2 separate regions of the Homo sapiens genome follow, and region 2 is linked to region 1. A link is a contact called in ENCODE Hi-C or POLR2A ChIA-PET data. All regions are on one chromosome and are shown on one strand. The core of a region is the stretch at or near the end of the contact, and the rest is flanking DNA. Distances in the headings are between cores, read along the strand shown. Region 1 holds the start of WWC2-AS1 (WWC2 antisense RNA 1). Region 2 overlaps WWC2 (WW and C2 domain containing 2).

The links. Hi-C counts contacts between places; a loop is a spot of excess contacts on that map. ChIA-PET counts read pairs that join two places held with the same protein, here RNA polymerase II (POLR2A). Pooled maps may share reads with other maps.
Region 2: a map of PC-3 shows a loop between it and region 1 (2.7-fold over the local background). The contact joins the enhancer-like site here to the promoter of WWC2-AS1 in region 1. A Hi-C loop is called at or near these places in 6 of 168 maps with a recorded cell type or tissue (Calu3, PC-3, PC-9 and 3 more) and 2 of 50 pooled maps. POLR2A ChIA-PET finds 5 or more read pairs at or near these places in 2 of 52 experiments (CD8-positive, alpha-beta memory T cell and activated naive CD4-positive, alpha-beta T cell).

The regions. Positions count from the first base shown.
Region 1 is chr4:183,237,858-183,243,967 of GRCh38, forward strand. WWC2-AS1 (WWC2 antisense RNA 1) reads right to left here and starts at 2,777. Exons shown (of 2, transcript NR_126473.1): 1 at 2,667-2,777. It overlaps WWC2 (WW and C2 domain containing 2), which reads left to right. Exons shown (of 23, transcript NM_024949.6): 5 at 2,326-2,405.
Region 2 is chr4:183,170,010-183,176,502 of GRCh38, forward strand. All of the region lies in intron 1 of WWC2 (WW and C2 domain containing 2), which reads left to right. Among named protein-coding and RNA genes, the nearest start is that of WWC2-AS1, 67 kb to the right of the region's middle. Within about 2 kb of position 1,817, at least 3 of the 41 ENCODE cell types and tissues checked have a DNase peak (open chromatin) inside an H3K27ac peak, as active enhancers do; they include PC-3, where a contact is called at or near this core.

The DNA of each region.
Region 1 (6,110 bases), core at 1,527-4,026:
GGATGCCCTTTTTTTTTCCTCTTACATCTCTTGCCACTACTTCACAGTGTATTTTGTCTCTGTCTCTAGTAGACATGTGAATAATGAATATGCCCAACGCTTGCTCTCGAACACTCTTCTCTTTTCAATACACACCCACTTTAGGTAATCTTGTTTATTCTCGTGCACCTAAAATAATATCTTTATGCCAGTGACTCTCAATTATCTATCTCTAGTCCAGACACTTCTGAACATCAAGTCCACATATTCTAGTTGCCATTGAAGTCTCCTGGGCATCACGGAAATGAATGTCTTAAAGAAAACTCTTCCTCTTTTCTTCCACATTTGGTCCTGTTCTCCAGGAAAGCACCTTCGTCCACCCTGCTGGCAAGCCAAAATCCTGATGTGATCTTGGTCACATGCTTTCCCACACCCTCCACGTTGAGTCCATCACCAAGTCCTGTTGATTCTGCCTCTGAAGTATCTTCCTCCTCTGGCTCTTGCCCACATGCCAGCCCACAGTGCTGGCATAATGGACCCTCGTGGCACTTCTGCTCAGTCCCCACAGCGTTGTCACAGTGACTATTTAAAATCATAAAGCAGGTCTTGCTTTAATCTCCTTGATTCTCGTTGTTCTTAGAGTAAGATTTAGAAATTCTCAACGTGGCATCTGTGTATCAGTCCTTTTCCAGTTCCATCTTTTGACACCCCCACCCTCTGTAATCCAGCCACAGTGGCATTCTTTAAATTCCAGAGGTTTGCTGAATACCCCCTCACCCCGCTGTCCCTTTAGGGTTTTGCACAAGCTCTTCCTGTTGAGGACCCCTTCTACCAAGTGAGCCCCACTAACCCTCTCAATTGAAACACTGTTTCCTCAGACAGGCTCCACCCAAGCCCTCAGACTAAATTAGGATCTGTTCTCTTGGCATATCTAGGTATCCTGAACTTAGAGCACCTTTGGTAATTACTAAGATTTCTTTTGTTGGCTGATTATTTGCTCAATATCTGGCTGCTCCATGGTCTGTAAGATCCCTGAGGGCAGGGATCATGTCTGTTTTGTTCACACTCAGGCCTAGCACCAGACACATAGTAGAGAGTCAATACCTATTTGTGGAATGAGTAAAATAAATCAACATAAAAGTTCAAAAGCACTCTAAAATATTGCGCAACAGAATGTGTTTAAAACTTAAGGCTCTGGCTGGGCATGGTGGCTCACGCCTGTAATCCCAGCACTTTGGGAGGCCGAAGCGGGTGGATCGCTTGAGCCCTGGAGTTCGAGACCAGCCTGGGCAACATGGTCAAACCCCATCTCTACTAAAAACACAAAAACTAGCCAGGCGTGGTGGCGGGCGCCTGTAATCCCAGCTACTCTGGATGCTGAGGCATGAGAATCGCTTGAACCCGGGAGGCGGAGTTGCAGTGAGCCGAGATTGCACCACCGCACTCCAGCCTGGTCGACAGAGCAAGACTCTGTCTCAAAAAAAAAACAAACAAACAACAGAAAAAAACTTAAGGCTCTAACTTAATATATGGAAGTAAGTTTCTAACCCTTGTGAGAAGACCTTTATTAGTTTGTGACTAAACCAGGCGTGTGCTGCTTTTCTGATCTGTCCAATTTTAGAATTGTTATTACCAAAGTATATATTTGACAACAGGAAAAATATATTTTATCAGTTTGACAACAAATATTTATTGATCATCTGCTGTTTGCTTGGCATGGTTGTAGATGCTTGGGATACAGCTGGTGGGTTGCAGCTTACTTTCCCACGGAGGACAGACAGTGTACACGGAGAATTTCAGCTCCTGAAAAATACTCTGGTCTAAATAAAACAGAGCCGTGGCAGGGGCAGGGGGGCTAGAGAAGTCCTATTTGAAAAGATAACATTTCAGCTAGCATTGGAGGGACAGGGAGTCAACTGCGGGAGATCTGGGGAGAGCTTTCCAGGCAGAAGGAACTGCCAGGACATCTGAGGAACGGAGGGGTGGGCAGTGGCCCTTGGCACAGTGAATGAAGGAAAAACACACACTTTTATAGAGATGCCATGACTTGGAGTTCTTATTCTGCCCATTTTGGTTGGAGACAATGATGATGTCCAGCTCATAAGAATGTTGCTAAGTAAGGTAATGAAGGTAAATAGTAGTAATAATACACATCACTGATAGTTTTAAACATCATTAATATGCCTTCCACAGAATTTATGTGAAGGAGAAACTGATAAAGTAAATGTTACTTTAACTCATGGCTTTGTTTATGTGTTTGTTTACTAATTTATTATCTTTTAAAACTGTAGACTGTGTTGCTAATTATCTGCAAACATTAATGTTTATGTTGATTTCTCTTTAAAGGTTAAAAAGCTAAAGAGAGAGCTCTCACAGATGAAGCAGGAACTGCTCTATAAAGAACAAGGCTTTGAAACATTGCAGCAGTGAGTATGAAAAGACTGAATCAACTTTAGAATAAGCTCCCTAACTAGTATGAATACAAAGAAAATAGAAGTACAGATTACATAAGCGATTTCTTAAAGAAACGTAAAGTAAAAAAGTTCAGAGCTCTACACCAAAAGAAAATAAAGCAATCAACCAACAGATAAAAAAACTTGGGAAAGATCTATGCACTTGAAAAGATCCAAAGTTTTTATTAATCATTGGAGATCCAAAGAAACCAAAGTGAAAAGCCTTTGTCTTACCTTTATCTCCTGGACCCTTGCTGGCCTCCTCTGAGATTGTGGTACAGAGCTAAGAGACTAGGCACAAGAAATTCCTCTCCACATTCGGCTGGGCTGGCTGTACTTGACCCCTGTGTGAGCCTGCAGCTGCCCTGGGCCCTTGGGTGGAGGCGTGTCTGTCTCTCTCTCTCTCTCTGCCAGCCCCAGGGATGACCTAGAGTCTAACCCTGACAGATGGCAGGGGAGCAAGAGCAAGTTAGGATTATTAGCAAAGGAGCGGGAGTGCGCTCCTCACTTCCTGGTTCCTCTACCTTTCCCGTTTGCTACTGAAGTTGGCTGGGCCGTTAGCAGAGCCCTAAGCTGGGCCAGGTAAAGTGGAAATGGAGGTGACAGAGGGTCACAGGATGAGGATATCCCTTCCGCATTCCCGGCCCCTGAAAGCCACTGTTCTCCCTGCTGCTGAGGCCCAGCCTATCCAAACCGTGACAGGCACACCTGAGACTTTCTAATCCTGCAGTCTCCACTCCACAGGGCCTCTCATGGGAGAGAAGCAGTCCATGGTTTTCACAGCCACATGACCACGGAGAGGAGTTAAAACTTCCCTCCTGCTTGGTGCCTCCAAGTGCGGTGCAGTATTTTTAGGGATGTCCCTGGTCAGTTTTGTGTTCAGGCAGGTTTCGTGTTCTTCCCGGCATCTCCCGTGGTAGCACCTCAGGAATGCCAAGCTGGTCTCAGGCGCCACCTCTGTGGAAAGTACCCAGCTGTGTTCCTTTTCCCTGTGGAATCTTACTTTACCTTCTGCTCTTATTTGGGATGCTCCAAGCAGCAAGCCCCTTTAAAGATCCTGTGTGTCACTGGCCAGATAAACAAACTGGTTGTTCTTGTTTGGGTGATTAGTCATATCTTGGGATACGCAGGCACTGCTCTTGACCACCAGTCAGACGCATGACTTTAATTTCACACGTGCTGTTATCATCCAGACTCCTTTTTTCCTGCTTACCGCATAGAATCATGACCCTGATACTCCTTCAGATGCTCCCATCCTAGTGGTTCTCAAACCTGACTGCATATTAGAATAATCTGGAGAGTGCTTAGAAAAATAATGTTTCTAGTCTCTATGCCAGGTATATTTTATGAGATCCCAAGTGCTTCTCAAGTCCAGCCCTGTTGTAAGAACCTCAGCTGGTTGCAGAGCTCCCCGATAAACCAGGCAGAACTAGAATGACATAAATGCATTATTTAGTAATTGTTTATCAGCATAAAGCAGGGCTTCGTGGTGGGGGTGGGGAGAGAAAACAGAGTTTGAAGAGTGCCGTAACGTGTTTAGCCATATGTTCCACATTTTTAAGGCACATGAAATTATAACTCGCGTCACCATTTGGGATTAAAGGTTAGCCAAACTTGCTGTCTTTGTTATATTGATGTAACAATGCTGTATTGTTTCAAAGCAGTTTGCTTGCAAGCAATTTTTATAGGAATCTAAGGCATGTTTAAGAATCTGTCAATAACATTCCACAAGAAAACAATAGACATTTGTTGTAGAAATTCAGGCATTCTCTTGGAATGATTCTAATCCCTTGAACCGAGAGCAGAAAGATATGATATCTAACATCAGAGACCTCTCCTGTTTATCTTAACTATAGACAAAATAAAGCTGTTCTTATTCAAATGTTAACCACCATACTACTAAAACACTGAATGATCAACAATCAAACCCAGCAGCCAGACTTTTTAAGAAACCACATTCTTGATACTATAAAGGGACTTATATTTGTGGCATGACAGAAAATATATTTCAGGAAAAGATTTAAATAGAATCTGATTGTAGGCTTTGTAACTTTTATTTACAATAGAATGGAATATATTTGTTGAATCTGGAATTATAATGTAATTTAAACTTGAGCTTTCATTTTACTTGGTACAATAGTTTTATACTGGGTAGACAAATGTGGCATTGTTCTCTACGTTATTCATTTCAGTTTGTGGTCCCAAATTTGACTTCGGCCTAAGCAGCAGTGTAGTATATGTGTAAATGGATACCAGGAAGATGCCTGTTTCCATTTGCTGCCTCCAGTGTGCATTCAGAATTGGAAAACAGGCTAGTGATGAAACAGCAAGTCACAGGCATATACAGATTCTGTGAAAATTTGGTTCTCAAGGTATACACTTTCCAGAGAAGGAATGCAAGTGAACATATTTTATCTTTCAAAAGAGACTAATATATTGAGTGAAAATTAGTTATAGGGCACACTCAAGTCAAGAACTTCCAAAAGAAATTTTAAGAAAAAAAACAGCTTTTCTCATATTAAGAACAAAAAGCATGATACTTTAAGTCAGCAAATGATGCTCATACTTCGGTTTATTTTATGACAAGTTAGGGTCAAAAGAGAAAAGGTGGGAAATGAAAAGTGGAGGAGAAAAACAAGAAACAGTGAAATAAAGGAAAAAGGCAGCACTTAAAGTAGAGAAGTTCAAAGGAGGCAAAAGAAAAAGAGCAGAAACGTTCCATGGTGAAAGCTGAGCTGTGTTCTTCACATTTAGCATTCTGTTGAGCAGTGGATAGCCAAGAAATTTTCATGTATTCAAAGCTCTCTGAAATTTAAATTAGCAGTCTTGAACCAGTCCTGCTTTTATTTTTTAAACGTTAAGGTTTTTTTCTGAAAACAGCTTACCTGCTTTTATTTTCAAATGATAAAGTTTATGTTCATTTCTGAATCAAAGATTTGTTTTATCATTAAATTCTGAAGACTTTACACAAACAGGAAGAAATTACTTGAGTTTTAGAAATTCACTTTGACACAATTTCAGATATCCCTATTACTACCTATTTTATGAAACCCCACATTTTAGTTTTTATTTTTAGTTAAAAAGTGCTACATTTGAAAATGCCAAAATGCTATATTTGGAAATATCATTTGTTTTATTTAGTAAGCCATTTCCTCAGCCAAGTTGGTGGATATAATACTTCAGGGAGTCAGAAATTCCATTGATAAATCTCTTCCCAAATAAGTAGAATTAGCTGATATTCAAAGTACTTCACTAGTCCCATCAGATATTCTAAATGTGGTAGTCATAAGAGCCCCAGTTCTGAATCTGTCATTTTAGGATAGTTCCCCTACTAGCTAAGTGTCTGTGCAATTTGGGGTATAAATTTGCATTAAGTTTCTCCCTTGCCTTCTTCATTTGGAAGAAATGTGACTAGGGGATCTTTAGGGGCCCTCCCCATTCTAAACACTGTGTGTGTGTGTGTGTGTGTGTGTGTGTGTGTGTGTGTGTGTGTGTGTGTGTGCATGTGTTTAATCTGTGACTTGATTGGTTGTACTTTATTATCAGATGATCTTATGATCAAGTTTATTTTATTTTCTTAGGTTCTTGAAGTCTTTAATTGCTTGTTCAGCAGCATAAGATAGTTACTAAAACAGTGCTTGGGGAAATACATTATCTATAAACCGCTCTTGTTTGAGT
Region 2 (6,493 bases), core at 567-3,066, 69 kb before region 1:
AAAGGATGCTTTTATTTGGAAAGTAGGTTTTCAAGTTACTTGAAGGATAGTTGGTTTGTTGGAAAAAGTGAACAGAAAGCTATAGCAGAAATAATGCTGAGAGGATTAGTATTCCAGATGCTTATTAACTTAAAAAGACACGAACATTAGATTAACAGTTATTGTGCCGTTGGCCAGAGAATGATTTCCACTGTAGAAAATAGCGGGTCATGCTTGATCCATTATCTGTCTTAAAACAGATTCAGGAGGCAGACACCTAGAGTCACAATGGGGGACCAGCTAACCAGTTCAGCCTCACTGAGGCTCGAAGTGTATAAACTAAAACATTCCATAGCCTTGCACAAACATGCTCTTCAGACACCTGACAACAGTTTCAGGGGCTTCCTTGGACAAACTTTCCAGCTCTCAAGTTCTGGAGTCAGTCATTAGGATGCCTGTGGGGTACGTGGACGGTGGGTGGGGTAAAGAGGAAAGCACTTTCGAGGAGAGCAGGCTTGGGAACATGTATTGCAAAGGGTTGGCACAGGGAGAGGTAAAAGTCCTGAAGGTGAAACCTGGGGAGCCTGGGATGCTGAGATGCACTTTTGTGACATGATTTTGCATTTCTGTTGATTTTCATACTATTTATTGAGAGCACGGTAGAAATAACAGGGAAGAGAAATAAATAGTCATCATGTTGTGATTTATTTATTTATATTTTTTTAAAGTGACAGGGTCTCGCTCTGCCAGCCAGACTGGAGTGCAGTAGCATGGTCATAGCTTACTATAACCTTGAACTCCTCAAGTGATCCTTTTGCCTCAGCCTCCTGAGTAGCTGGGACTACACTAGCTAATTAATTTTTTTTTTTTTTTTTAATAGAGAGTCTCGCTATATTTCCTAGACTGGTCTTGAACTCTGAGCTTCAAGTGATCCTCCTGCCTCAGTCTCCTATTATGACATTTAGAAAAAGTAATTTCTTCAAATCAATTTGGTTTTCCACTTTGTAAAATGAAGAGAGAATGTAACTGATGAGAGCTTACAGTGACATCCATTATTTCAGATGCAACCATAAGGAAGCTTTTCTAATCAAAGGCCTTCATTTCTTCTTTGTACTGTTTACAGGGTTCTTAACACAAACTGCCTTAGATTATAAACATTTCTGCATGTGCCTTATCTTTCCAATTAGACTCAGTCTTTCCAATTAGCCTCATTGAGAGCAGGGTCAAGGGTTAAAAATAAAAGTGAAAACATTTATGTTGTGCTTTAACTCTTTATAGAATACTTTTCATATATATTATTTGGTGTCTTTTAACAATATATTGACTGGGATTTCCAAATGAAAACTGGAAGAACAAGGTATAATATTTATGTTTTAAAATTTGATTTAAGATTCACTAGAGTTTAGTTATACTAAAAGTGTATATTGGTAATATCTTCATATTTTTATATTATGTATTTTGGAGTACTGAAAAATATACTTTACATAATCTCTGAGCAAATGTAACTAAAGTTTTATGAGATTTCTTTAGAGGTAAATTTGAAATCAGTAAATAAACATGGTAGGGAAACTTTTCTGACTTTTAAAATTAAAATTGGAAACTTAGTGGGAGATTTTAAAACTTTACGTTAATCAAAGTTATATCTGTAAATGATTAACAAACACTCAAATGGTTCCCAAAGCAAAGACAGGCATCCTGTGACCCACTACTCTCCCCCACACTTGATTCACTGTCTCTACAGTCGACCACATTTACATATTTAAAAGTTTCTTTTGGTATTTGCCGCTGTGTTTTTAAATAACTTTATCTATCTATCTTGACTTCTTAGCTTTGGATTTTGAGAACTGACTTCCCGCCCTGGTTGAGGATTCAGCTTTCTTACTGTGCCTTCCTCATGCACATGTGCCTCCCTCCCCTCATCCTCTTGGTGTTTTCTATCACCTTGTAAAGAAATCAGTAGTCTGTGTGTACATTTTTATGACTATGTAAATATTATTCATGGATGACCTATCTGGTGTACTATGATTGCATTTCCTTTTGTTTTCTCTGTAGTTAATAATCATCTCTTTTTTCCATTGGCTTACTTCTCTATATTCCTATTACCAATTTGTGGCCAGAATTATAAATCTCCTTTCAGTACATTCCAACACACTGTGTATTCTGTTGGTTTGGAACCTCCTGCACCTTCTGTTCTTAATTTCAAGTTTGTCCTGGTTAATCATTGTAACTGCTGCACACTGTCATCCTATGGCCTCCATTTACTGTCATCTTGTAGGTTTCATTTGTCATTTTCCTGTGTTGGGTGCTCATTTGCTGGATATCATGTCTTCCAGTTTTCTTGGTTTATTCTCTGTTTTGGTGGAGTAGCGTTGGAAAGGGAGCATAGATTTGTTGAGGCTTTGCATCTCCACAGATGCCATTATTCTGCTCTCATATGTGATTAATATTTTAGCTAGGGACATAATTCCAGGTTGGAAGTAATTTGGAGTAAAAATTCGATGGTACTGCTTTACTGACTTGTATATTCCAGTGTTGTGTTTGAGAGGTCTGATGCTTTTATGTTTCTTGTTTTTTTTTTTTTTTTTTGTTATTGTTATTTGTTTGTTTCCTCTTTGTGACCTGATTCCTCTCTGAAGTTTTTGGGTTTTGTTTTTGCCCTCATGTTCTAAAATTTCACAATGTTGGGCATTGATGTAGGCCTTTTGTAACCATTGTGCTAGGTGGGTCATATATAATCAAGAAACCAGTGTCATTCAGATTCAGTTTAGGGAAATTTTCTTGCACTAGTATTTTGATAATATTTTTCTCTTTGTATTTACTTTGTTCTCTCTCTCTGGAACTCATGCAAGTCAGATATTAGACCTCCTAGATTGGTTGTTCACTTTCCTTATCTTTTCCCTTCTGTCTTACTCTTTGGGAAATTTTTTAAACTTGATCTTTTAATTTGTCAATAGATGGTTTCTGCCATCATATTGTTCATTTCCAGGAATTTTTAAATTCTTTTCTCCAAATATTTATGTACGTATTTATTTACCTCCCCTCCCCTTCTCTCCCCTCTCCTCCCCTCCTCTCCTCACCCCACAGGGTGCTCTGTCACCCAGGCTGGAGTGCAGTGGTATAATCACAGCTCACTGCAGCCTTGACCTCCTAGGTTCAAGTGATCCTCCCACCTCATCCTCCTGAGTAGCTGGGACCACAAGCATGTGCTGCCATGCCTGGCTAATTTTTTAATTTCTTTGTTTTTGTAGAGGTGGGGTCTTGTTATGTTGCCCAGGCTGGTCTCAAACTCTCAGGCTTAAGAGATCTTCCTGCCTTGGCCTCCCAAAGTGTTGGGATTGCACGTGTGAGCCACCGTGCCTGGCCACATATTTTTCTTTTGATAGTAACCTGTTCTATCTCTCTGAATATGCTAATTGAAGTTTTCTTCAATATCTCTGAAGAAATGAATTCTTCAGTTTTATTTTTTCAGTGTTGTTTTGGTTTCTGCTTTCATTTTAGGGGACTAGTATTCTTAGCTTTTGCGTTTGAGATAAGTAATACCAACCATTCTGGCTCTTCACTCCTTCCAGACACAGGAGACAGGATTAACTTCCCTGCCTCCATCTGACTTGTTTTGACCAGTGGATTGCAAGCAGAAGTGATGTGCACGTCTCCCCTACCTGGATGATCGATGCTTGTGTTGAGATTGGAGATGCCACAGGCACCCAAGATGCAGTGTGGAATGCTCCACACTGCGGGGGGCCAGCTGCCCGGGGATTCATCCAGAGCCACTTTGGACTTGGCTTGAATGGGAAGTAAATGTTTGTTGTTTTTAACCACTGAGACTTTGGTATTGTTTTTTATTGCAGCGTTATCTAGCCTGTCCTACTGAGACAGCTCTCAGTCATATTTAAGAATGAGGCACAAAAAGCTGTTTGGAAGCTCTCTACTAGTGGGTGGGGTAGTCATATGGCAGTGATCTGGCTTAGCATTTCTGTTAAGGCACTCCCAGATGTTAATGTCAGTAGATCTTTTCTCTTGGTCTGGTCAGTTTTCCCAGGAAAAACCCTCCAATTCTTCGGCCTGACAAATGTAAGCCCAACTCCTGGGTTCTGCAAACTGAGTAATGGAAATGGGGCTTGGGATGCTTGCTGTTCAGTGTGTGCACACTCTGTAATGTTCCCTGTTTTTAATAAGGTACTCCTTTCAGCAGTCCGAGCCACCTGGAAGTCCACGGCCCATCTGATTAAGTCTTTCTAGAGAATAAACCTTCTGTTTCTGCCCAGGTTGGGCAAAGGCAGGCAGGGGGTCTGACTGCTTCTTAACAGACTTCTGGCAAGTCCTCCATGGTCACACCCTCCGTCTGAAGTCTGTGGTGCTGGAATTCCTGAGCCGTTTCAGGCTTTTGCAGTATGAATGGATCTGCTTCTGGGCTTTCTCTATTGCTAACCTAGGCTTTCTGTTTCTCATGTCTCCTGAATCACTTACCACGCTGCAGTTTGCTTCCCACCGTCCCAAATTTTGTTGTTCTCATCCGCTGACCTTCCCATTGTCCTTTTGTGTTTATGCCTTTTAAAAAATCCCCTTTCTGCTATTTTCTAGAGGGAATGTAGGTAAGCACATATATTAAATCTGTGTAGTGTTTACTGGAAGTTCTTTAATAATGAATTTTATCCTCCCAACTTTTTATTTTGAAAATTTTCAAACATAAGAAAAAATGAAAACAGTAGAATGGACACCATTGTATATATCCTGCTCTTAGATCTGACAATTAACTTTTTGCCAATTTTATCATCTCCTTTTCCTCCTCTCCTCCTTCTCCTTCTCCTTTCTCTCTCTCTCTGTCTCTCTCTCTTTTGCGCTCTCTCTCTCTCTGTAATATTCTACAAGTATATATGGTATATGTAAGATAAATATATCTATGTCTATATTTTCTCTTTTGCTGTAACATTTGAAGGTAAGGTACAGATATTATGACCCGTCACTCCTAAATAGTTCAGCATACATTTCCCAGTATATATGGTATATGTAAGGTAAATATATTTATGTCTATATTTTCTCTCTTGCTGTAACATTTGAAGGTAAGGTACAGACAGCTATTATGACCCTTCTCTCCTAAATAGTTCAGCATACATTTCCCAGGAACAAAAATATTCTCTTACAGGACTATAATTATCATACCTATGGAAAATTAAAAAAATAGTTCCATAACATCATTTAACATCTAGCATGTCTAACATCATCTGACATCTAGCATAAATTATATAGTTTCAAAATTTCTTATTTATTTATTTTTTTGTTTTTGTTTTTGTTTTTGAGGCAGTGTCTCTGTTGCCCAGGCTGGAGTGCAGCGGTGTGATCTTGGCTCACTGTAGCCTTGATCTCCTGGGCTCAGGTGATCCTCCCACCTCAGTCTCCCAAGTAGCTGGGACCACAGGCACACGCCACCACACCCGGTTAATTTTTTGTATTTTTTGTAGAGATGGGGTTTTATCATGTTGTCCAGGCTGGCCCCAAACCCCTGCGCTCAAATGATCGGCCCACATCAGTCTCCCAAAGTGCTTGGATTACAGGCGTGAGCCACCGTGCCTGGCCTCAAAAATTCTTTTATAACTTTTTTTGCCTTAAAAATTGCGATCCCATCGTGGTAAACATGCTGCAACTGGTTGTTATTTCTCTTTTGGACTAGAACAGTTTCTCAAAGCATCGTTTTTTGTACTTGATTTTTTGCTTTTAATTAATCTTGAACAGAGCTAGCACCTATAGAAAAAGATAAATAAAGATGAGGCCCTGATAAGGAGATGTTCGTGAAAGCACTGGGAAACAGAGCACATTTTATTTTTTAATGGTTTGTTTTTCTAACCCAGGTGCTACTAGTCTAAAACTTAGCCACGCAGTGCTTTGCACATTCAATTAAAACAAAGAAGCAGTATTTGTCTTCACTGTGATGAAGAACTATATTTAGAGTTTTCCCAGCCCACCTCACTTCACCTTGCATACTTTGCCAGCGTTCAGCCTCATGACTTATGCTTGCTTCAAACTGAATTTGAGTCTAAGCTCAAAGGGCATGCATTTTTGTTTATGAATAAGGGCTGATCTCTGAAGTTAGTATAGTTATCAAACATTCCTCACATTCCATATGTCTAATTTTTAGTGCTTGGAGGATCTGGTGCTGTGCCAGAGGAACATAGAGGCTAGAGAGCACACAGAAATATCACCAAGGAAAGTCTCCATGTAAGCTATAAAAATTCAATCGTATGTTTAAATAGCAAAGCAAATAGTAGGTATGGGATTGATTTGTGGCATGTTAGTACCATTCTTTAGGCTGCTTAGGAACGTTTCTTAGTTTTCTCTTGGTTCTTGAAATTCCAGCCCCGGAGCTTAAAAAAATCTGTGATTCTTTCAGTTTGTCTTTTAGTTGTACTCAGGGCCAGAATAAGGAGATTTTTTATTTTTTATTTATTTATTTTTTTGAGACGCAGTATCACTCTGTCACTCAGGCTGGAGTGCAGTGGCACAATCTCGGCTCACTGCA